Linked DNA regions of Homo sapiens: region 1 is linked to region 2. A link is an interaction called in ENCODE POLR2A ChIA-PET data of the cell type or tissue named here. Cell type or tissue: OCI-LY7. All regions are shown on one strand. Links, peaks and the distances in the headings refer to the core of each region. The heading gives the core; the rest is flanking DNA.

What was found. ChIA-PET counts read pairs that join two places held together with the same protein. Peaks named below come from ENCODE experiments on the same cell type or tissue, not always from the same donor. Only the 100,000 strongest peaks of a DNase experiment are listed, where the experiment ranks them.
Region 1: POLR2A ChIA-PET joins it to region 2 with 7 read pairs; 4 of 35 experiments call an interaction of 5 or more read pairs at or near these places.

What each region holds. Positions count from the first base shown.
Region 1 is chr12:14,414,528-14,418,925 of GRCh38, forward strand. All of the region lies in intron 1 of ATF7IP (activating transcription factor 7 interacting protein), which reads left to right. Among named protein-coding and RNA genes, the nearest start is that of ATF7IP, 51 kb to the left of the region's middle. In OCI-LY7, for the core only: CTCF peaks have their summits at 2,438 and 4,246; DNase peaks (open chromatin) are centred at 2,314 and 3,384; H3K27ac peaks cover 397 bases.
Region 2 is chr12:14,271,928-14,276,325 of GRCh38, forward strand. No RefSeq gene overlaps it. Among named protein-coding and RNA genes, the nearest start is that of ATF7IP, 92 kb to the right of the region's middle. In OCI-LY7, for the core only: no CTCF peak of the experiment used is centred there; DNase peaks (open chromatin) are centred at 1,446, 1,814, 2,174 and 4,179; H3K4me3 peaks cover 1,325 bases; H3K27ac peaks cover 1,932 bases.

The sequences.
Region 1 (4,398 bases), core at 331-4,330, 140 kb after region 2:
TTCATTGTGGCCTAGAGAAGCCAAAAGTTTGGACACCCTAGCTAAAAGCTATTGTATACTGTATATCTCTGTCATATTGGTCTTTTACCTCTGCCACAAGGCCTAGATGGGGTGAGGGGGTGCTGTTCCTTCAGCCTGGTGTCCTAGAATAATGAAAAAGTATACAGTTATTAGCCAGTGAAATTTTATTGTTGTTGCTGCATTATCATCTAGTAAAAGGTGACTGACACAGAAAGTTAGCTGTCCAGCTTTTCTCTTTAGGTTGGGTTAATAAGAAAAGTAAGAGTTATTTCCAGGCATTTGAAGGATTTACATCTTTCAGCTCCTCATACCTCATTCTGGGTGTTTTACTTCACCCAAGCAAAATGTGAAAAGTACGTTTGGACAAATGATTTCTACTGCTGGTTATTTATTTATTTTTTTAATGAGACCTGGTCTTGCTGTGCTGCCCAGGTTGGTCTCTACCCTTTAGGCTCAAGCAGTCCACTGCCTCAGCCTCCCAAGTAGCTGAGATTACAAGTATGTGCCACTGCGCCCAGCTCTGGACAAATGATTTCTTAAATGCCTGTGGAGATAAATACAAGACCTTCTGTAACTTCACTCCTTATCTGCATAGGGATAGTAGAGTTTGGCAAGCTAGTGAGTAGGGCCTTGATGGAAAATTGGCCAATTTTCTAAGGGGGTGTAATTTGCTCTATGTATTCTAAAATGGCATTTGTTGGATCAGGTCATTTAATTTTATTTTGCCCATGTAACACAATGATCCCAAAAATTGACTTGGAGAAGTAATTTTAAGGTATCTTATGTTTTTATCATGTGGACCATTCCAAAATTTCTGAAAACATAGCACTGAATGCAACAAGAAGTTAGATTGTAGTGACAGTTCTGGCTTTGATGTAACCAAACTTTTAAGGACATGATTTACTCCTGCCTTGTCTGGGGAATTGTTGGTAACCTTGTCTAGGGAATTGTTGGTAAAGCAAACTCCCAGTTTCCTTTGTGGTTGGTTATTTTTTACAATTTAGTTTGGGGATATTGCATTCCACATTTTGGTCGGTGACAGGCAGAGGGGTTAATTTGTGAAAGTGTCAAATATTATGATCACTTGATAACTTACTCAACTGAGTTTATGAGTATTTGATAAACAGATTTCACCACTTACTGTTTTTTTTTTTTTTTAAGATGGCAGGATAGCTAGTGACAGTTATTTTATACCAGTTAAGAGAACCGTAGCTGACAATGCAACAGTGTAACATCTGTTTACATAGCCTTTATGTTATACTGGGTATTATAGGTAATTTAAAGATAATTTAAAGTATACAGCAATATGTGCATAGGTTATATGCAAATACTACACTACTTTATATAAGGGACTTGAACATTGTCAGATTTTGTTATCTGTAGGGAGTCCTGGGACCAGTCTCCCACAAATACTGATGGACATGGTATTTAAAATAAAAATTTCAAAATCTTTATACTAAATTTGAGCAGATAAGTATCAAAGTGAGTGAACAGATTCAGTAGTCTATTTAATGGGCAGTAAGCAGTAAAGCAGATTATTAGCATCTTTTGTGCAACCCACTATTCTTTATGATTTTATTTTTAGAGTATTGCAAATTCTCAAGCAAAATTTAGAAGTGTAAAATAAAATCATACAGTTTTCAACTGAGAATGGGATTCTTAAAGAATCTAATAGCAGAGTTGCATTTCTAAAGAGGTTAGAAATTATCAGCATAAAGTGATTATTTAATATTTAATTCAGCCATTTAATGAAAATAAACTCAAATTAAAATTATTTTCAGTAGAAAAATGAATGAAATTTTTATTCAGAAAAATGTTGTACTCTCAGGCAACAGCATGAATATAATTGGAATGCCTTTGTCAAAGATAGAAATGCCATGTCCACTTAAAAGGTTTTGCTTGATGTTTTCTAAGCTTTTGCTTTAGTTTTATTTTGAAGTATACTTCATCAGATATTCATTACTTTGAATTAATACAGCATTTGTTTTGTCTATGTGTTGTATATGCTTTTTGACCCAACAATCGTGGTACTTAGTTAAGTCTGTTCTTGGAAAGCAGTACAGACCCTAGTTTATTTAATCAAAGAAACCCTACCATGACCTGTTTTTCAAACAGAGCATCTAGAGTTATATTCCTAATGTTTCCATTTCATTGTTCACCTTGATTTTCACATCCTTTGCATTTTTAATAGAGCTCTTGCCCTCATCTTCTTCCCTTGTTGCTGGGCAAGGTTTGTGACACTGATGTCTGATTGGTTTTAGACTATTTCGGCTTTGAGCCAATCAGACAGTGAATTTCAGTTCTCTCACAGGACTGAAACATTGAAGCAGCTGTTGATATATTTTTCCTGTGGGGAGATTATATAAACTAAGAGTATGGCTGCAGCAAGCTCCCTCTTGGGTATGTTTGAAAAATTACAAGGTTCATCTGTAAGGAAGGGGGGAAATGAGGTTTATTTTTAAAACTTGGTTATTAAGAACACCTAATAAGTAGTGAATTTGAGAAAAAAATTCTGATAACAAATTTTCCATTTTTATTTTATAATCCTATATTTAAAGAACTATAGAATGGTGTAATATAATAAAAATGTCTTTAATTTTCATGAATATTTACTTTGTAATCCACACATTTGTTTTATAATAAAGCTTTGAAAGGATATCTCATATAACCTTTTGTAACTTGCTGCGAAAGGCAGTTAAGGAGAAAAGGATGTAGTAATTGTACTTATACCACTTAATATAGGTTGTCCAGAATCAGACATTTAGATTTCATTAGATGAATTAAACTAAGTCAGTTCAGTGCAGTAGACAGCACAACACTTCATAATACTATCCCTAGTAATCCTTTGGGTCCAGAATACTATTAATTTTTGGAATCGGAAATCTGTAACAATAGTGGTAGATGGGTATGAAGATTTTTTTTTTACTTGTCTGGATTTAAGGTTTTGCTAGATTTATATATTTTATATGTATGGTCTATGGAATTTTTAAAAAGAAATTTACATTTGAATTTTGCATTGTATAGAAAAATATGTTCTTACGTATATTGTCCATGTTTGACTTATTCCTCAGGTAGGAAATTAATTTATATTAATGTATATTTCTTGAAATGTTCATGGATATTTATTAAAGCAAATAGCATAAAAGATGTAAATCTTATCCATTTATGTGTGTGGTATATTTAATGCGTGTTACGTGGATTTAGGGTTTTATGTAAACTGTGTTCTAGATTACTTATTTCAAACAAAGAACCACACTTAAGTATTGCAGATACAGTTTTTGTTTAACTATGTTTTTCTGACCTTATTGTCTGTCTCCTGTTGCTGGGCAGGAATCAGAATGCTGGCTGCTGATTGGCTGAGTTTGTGAGCAGCTCTTGAACAGCCATTTAAATTCTTGAGCTTTTTGAGCAGGCAGATTGTAGGCTAAGACATAACAGCTTCCCTTTGTTGTTTCATTGCTATGATCTCTTGCTAGAAAGAAGTGGGTGGAGGGGGATGAAGCAGAGAAGAGAGTAATGTTTTCATTTAAAGAAGAAGCTCGTTGGGCTTTCCTTAAAAATATTTTAAAAATAATTTACCAAAAATTTGAAAAAAAAATTTCCAAGCCAGAGAGACTTATTTGCAGGTAACATACCCTTCTCTGGTTATTTAAATATAAATTTCTATAGAAAAAGGTTTTATTAGTGATATTATTTTCCCAGAGTTCTTGAATATACAGAGACTTAAAAAACATTATTTTGACTCTCATCCTCATGAAAAAAATACTTTCAGGAGAAACTAGTTCATCATGTTTTGCAGTTACTTTTAGACATGGCAGACATCTTCTGCCGTAAAATACCAATGCTTTTTTCTGTGAAAATGAATTACAGTCATGTGAAAGCTTTCTGATTTGAGTTGCCACCTAAAATACTAACATTTATTTTATAGAATAGTTTTATGAATGGCATCTTAGTTCTAGGCGACAGTACTAAAATGATCCTTGGAAGTGTTTTGCACTGGTATTACAGCCATGGAAACTTGTTTGCAGGTAACACACCCTTCTCTAATGTGTATCTTTCTCAAATATGCTTCGCTAATGCAAAATACATTTCTAAAAGCAGACTGCTGATTGGTTTGTACAGATATGGCTGAACTAGTTTGAACTAATTGTTCGTGTTACTTCCTTATTGCTTTGTCTGTTTTTTATTATATTTAGAACCCATAAGATCTGGTAAATGGCTGTAGTGTGCTCCCTTGTGGGTATGGATGGTAGTTATTCTATAATTCTTTTTAGAGTGCTTTATTATTACTGAAGTTAATGACAATTTTATTGATAAAATCAACTTTTCTTGAATTATATATTTTTATTAAATATTATTTGGTGGTGGCAATTTAAT
Region 2 (4,398 bases), core at 220-4,219:
GAATTTGAAACTTGAAAAAATGGAGAAATTTAGCCGATTATTTTGGGCAGGAGTGCTTTCCCCATAATTAGGCTGTCTTCTGCCAGATTCTTTTAGGAGCCAACCCTAAGCAAAAGGTTTAAATGTAAGTAGTTTGAGTGGTGATCATAGGAAGCACTGACAGGGGAAAGGGGCAGTAAGACAGGGAAGTGAGGGAAGCCTAGACCATTACGTTACCAATGGGGGCAACCGAGGGTCAGTCATGCTGGGAACCTGTGGGAGCTGTCCCACCTGAGGGGAAGAGGAAGCTGGAGTTTGTCCTCTAATTACTATCAGTCATTAGTTTATAGTTGCTTCCAGGAGTGTTAACTCTACAGCGCTGAGGACTTTCTCTACACCTGAACTGAGGAAAAGCCCTCGGGCAGCATCATGTACTAGCAGTAGGATACCGTCTGCACATATAGAAACAGTAAGTATTGCAGGGATATGAGCATGGTACTGACAGGATCTTCCACACTGGCCAAAAAAATGAGGACTCTGATTCCCTATAAAGTACTGAGATCTAAGAGAATCCAAAAATGTATGATAGCAACTGTCCATATCGCTGACATTCTTTCTTCCTTCCCTGTGGGTAGATGTTTAGTAAATCCCGAAAATGTTCCCTAGGTCTGACTTCATTTTCTTTTCTTTTCTTTTTTTCTTTCTTTTTTTTTTTTTTTTTTGAGACAGAGTCTCCCTTTGTTGCCCAGTGCTACTGGCGAATCTCGGCTCAGGGCAACCTCTGCCTCCCAGGTTCTAAGCGATACTCTTGCCTCAGCCTCCAGAGTAGCTGGGATTACAGGCATGCACCATCACTCCTGGCTAATTTTGTATTTTTAGTAGAGACGGGGTTTCACCATGTTGGCCAGGCTGGTCTCAAACTCCTGACCTCAGGTGATCCACCCACCTCAGCCTCCCAAAGTGCTGGGATTACAGGCGTGAGCCACCGCACCCGGCCCTGACTTCATTTTCATTTACACCCCAATATTAAGCTCTGACCTGTTCTTTTGTTCCTTCAGAATTAATTGTTGGCATCTGAGCCTACAGTCTCTGCTTTAGCAGGCATATGCCAAGGATGTGGTATTAATCTTTCCTCAGCTTTTAAATATTAAATAAGCCTCCCAAATGGACCCTAGTTCTTGCCTGAAGTGGAGCTCTACTTGGCCAAGGGTTTTGCTTTTAGAGAGCTGAAGTGGAAATAAACAAACAGACGGTCAGTAACACTGACGCTTTCCAAAGCTATTAAGTAAACCCTGTTGACACTAGCAATCTTTATTGTTTGTTGTTCGTACATTATGGTTGTCTGATTAGGTAGCATGATTGACTTTAAACACAAAAACACTAAAGCAAGAAGGAATATGAATTAGCGTAGAACTTCTGGACAGGAAGTACATATGTATTAAGGTGTTGTGGTTAAGCTCTCGGGCTCTGGCAGGAGGCAGATTGGGTTACAAACTTGGCATCCCCACTTACTTGCTGTATGACAGTGAGAATATTATTTAACTTCTCTAAACCCATTTCCACGTCTGTAAAATAGAGATAACAACAGTGCTACCTTCCCATGGCTCTTAGGAAGATTTAGCAGGATAATGTATGTGACTCTGTTAGAATAAAGGTGATCTACATGTCATAAAATCCAATATATCAGTCAGGGTTCAGTGAAGGAACAGAGCTACTGTGAGTGTTATTAGGCAAGGGATTTATTATAGGAACTAGTACTTACACAACTGTGGGAGGAGTTGAGAAAGTAAAGATCCGGAAGGGGAAGCTGGAGAAATAGTCACTAAGCAGTCCCCTAAAGCCCTGGGGTGAGCAGACAAGTCGAAGCTTGCAAGGAAATCTGAGAAATCCAGGACATTCATCAGCCAAATTGGTACTGCAAAAAGGGAGCTCACTAAGCATTGTGTGGGAAACCATGCCCCTCTTAAGACACCTCTGTGTATGCTAAGTGTCTGGTGGTGGGCCTGCAACTGCTGTTGACCAGCAGGGCTAGCATTTGGGAAGAACAGCCTGGTGTAGAACAGAGGAAAGTGGACAAGCTGAACCCACTGGGCACCTTGACATCTGTCTATCACCATGCGGCACAATGAAGATCTTCAGAGAGGCATGGCTACCGTTTCACTTCTGCCTTGCAAATTATGAGCAAGCTCCTCGTGAGATCAACTCTAACCTAGGTCCATATAAGGGATTCCGGAAAAAATTCTGCCCAGATTAGTCATGTTGACGACAGAACAATCCAGCATACCCCAAATAATATTGGCTTTAAAAGTATAGTTTATTTCTGTCTCATGCCATACAAGTCTAGACGAAGTCATTCTACAGTGACAGGAACCTAGCTCTTTAGATCTTTTTGCACTACTATCCACAGCAAGCAGCTTTACTCCATAGTCTAAATGGCCAGTGAAGCTCCAAAAATCATGTCGTCATTCCAACCAGCAGGAAAAAGAAAAGAGTAAGTTGGGCTCACACATTCTTTATTTTTTTTTTTTTATTTTTTTTATTTTTTTGAGACGGAGTTGTTTTGCTTGTCTCCCAGGCTAGGATGCAATGGCATGATCTCGGCTCACTGCAACCTCCGCCTCCCAGATTCAAGCAATTTTCCTGCCTCAGCCTTCCGAGTAGCTGGGATTACAGGTGCGAGCCACAACACCTGGCTAATTTTTGTATTTTTAGTAGAGATGGGGTTTCTCCATGTTGGCCAGGGTGGTCTCAAACTCCTGACCTCAGGTGATCCACCCGCGTCAGCCTCCCAAAGTTCTGGGATTACAGGCATGAGCCACCATGCCGGGCCTTCACACATTCTTTTTTTTTTTTTTGAAATGGAGTCTCGCTCTGTTGCCCAGGCTGGAGTGCAGTGGCGCGATCTCCGCTCACTGCAAGCTCCGCCTCCTGGGTTCACGCCATTCTCCTGCCTCAGCCTCCCGAGTAGCTGGGACTACAGGCGCCTGCCACCACGCCCAGCTAATTTTTTGTATTTTTAGTAGAGATAGGGTATCACTGTGTTAGCCAGGATGGTCTCGATCTCCTGACCTCGTGATCTGCCCCCCTTGGCCTCCCAAAGTGCTGGGATTACAGGCGTGAGCCACCGCGCCTGGCTGCCTTCACACATTCTTTTAAACAACATGTCCTGGAAATCTCACAGAGCTGCAAGGGATGCTGGAAAGTGTAGCCTTTATTTTAGGAATTGTTATGTTCAGCTAAAACTTGAAAGAGGAAGAAAGAACCTATCAAGGGAGACGTAGCAGTCCTTGCCACAGTCCTCTCATCCATAAGCTCCTTCTTTTTATATAGAGCCCTCCTCTCTAGGAGAGAGAACTCCAAAGTGTCCTCTAGTTACTGCTTTAAGCTCAAAGTTGAGAAACTCTGGGTGATATGGAGTCATCTCCATCTTATCTAGATGTAGTGGCTCATGCTCCAGAAACTCATAAACAAAGTTATTTATCCTGCCTTTTTGGTCATATTCAGTATACTGTATAGTGGTGAAACAGGAATAGAGTAACCTTAATTAAAATTTCAACTGGAGAAGAGGAAAGCAGGAAACATGTAACACTCACTGGTACTGGTCCATAGGAGTTATCAAACCCTGCTGAGCACTAATTGCAGAGAACTCCCTGGCCTGAGAAGGGAGTTCTTTGATTAGCTCACCAGGCAGCCCTTGGTTCTGCTCTCTGAGATGAGCTTTTTCAATTACTATCCTTGTTGTGGACTGGATTGTGTTCTACCCCAAATTCACCACATGTGAATTTGGGGTAGAACCCAATCCCCCAATGGGACTGTTTTTGTTTTGTTTGTTTGTTTGTTGGGAGATAGAGCCTTTTAAAAGGCAGTTAAGGTTAAATGATGTCATAAGGCTGGGGTCCTAATCACATATGGCTAGTGTCCTAAGAAGAAGAGGAAGAGACCCTAGGGACGTACATGCAGAGAGGAACGGCCATGTGAAGACACAACAAGAAGGTGACCATCTGCAAGCCAAGGAGAGAGACCTCAGGATAAACTAAACCTGCTGATATATTGATCTTGCACTTCCAGCCTCCAGAACCATGAAAAAATAAAGAGTTGTTTAGACCTCCAATCTGTGGTATTTTGTTATGGCAACCATAGAAGACTGATGCACTTCCTGGTCCTTAGCTCTGCTCTCTCAGAAGTTCCTCCTTCATCAGCCTCCTCCATGGCCACATCTGAGACTGGCTTTGCTGAGTCATCCCTTTTTCGGGAGATACACTCTTTATTAAATCCACTTCATTTTTGTGCAGGCTTGGGGATTGCTATAGGGCTATAATAGTCACAGATTTTTGCAGGCAATATAATTCTTTCAAATATAATTTTTTAAAATTTATTTTCATTCAATTCTCTGTCCTTGTAAGTACAGCCAAAGATCTT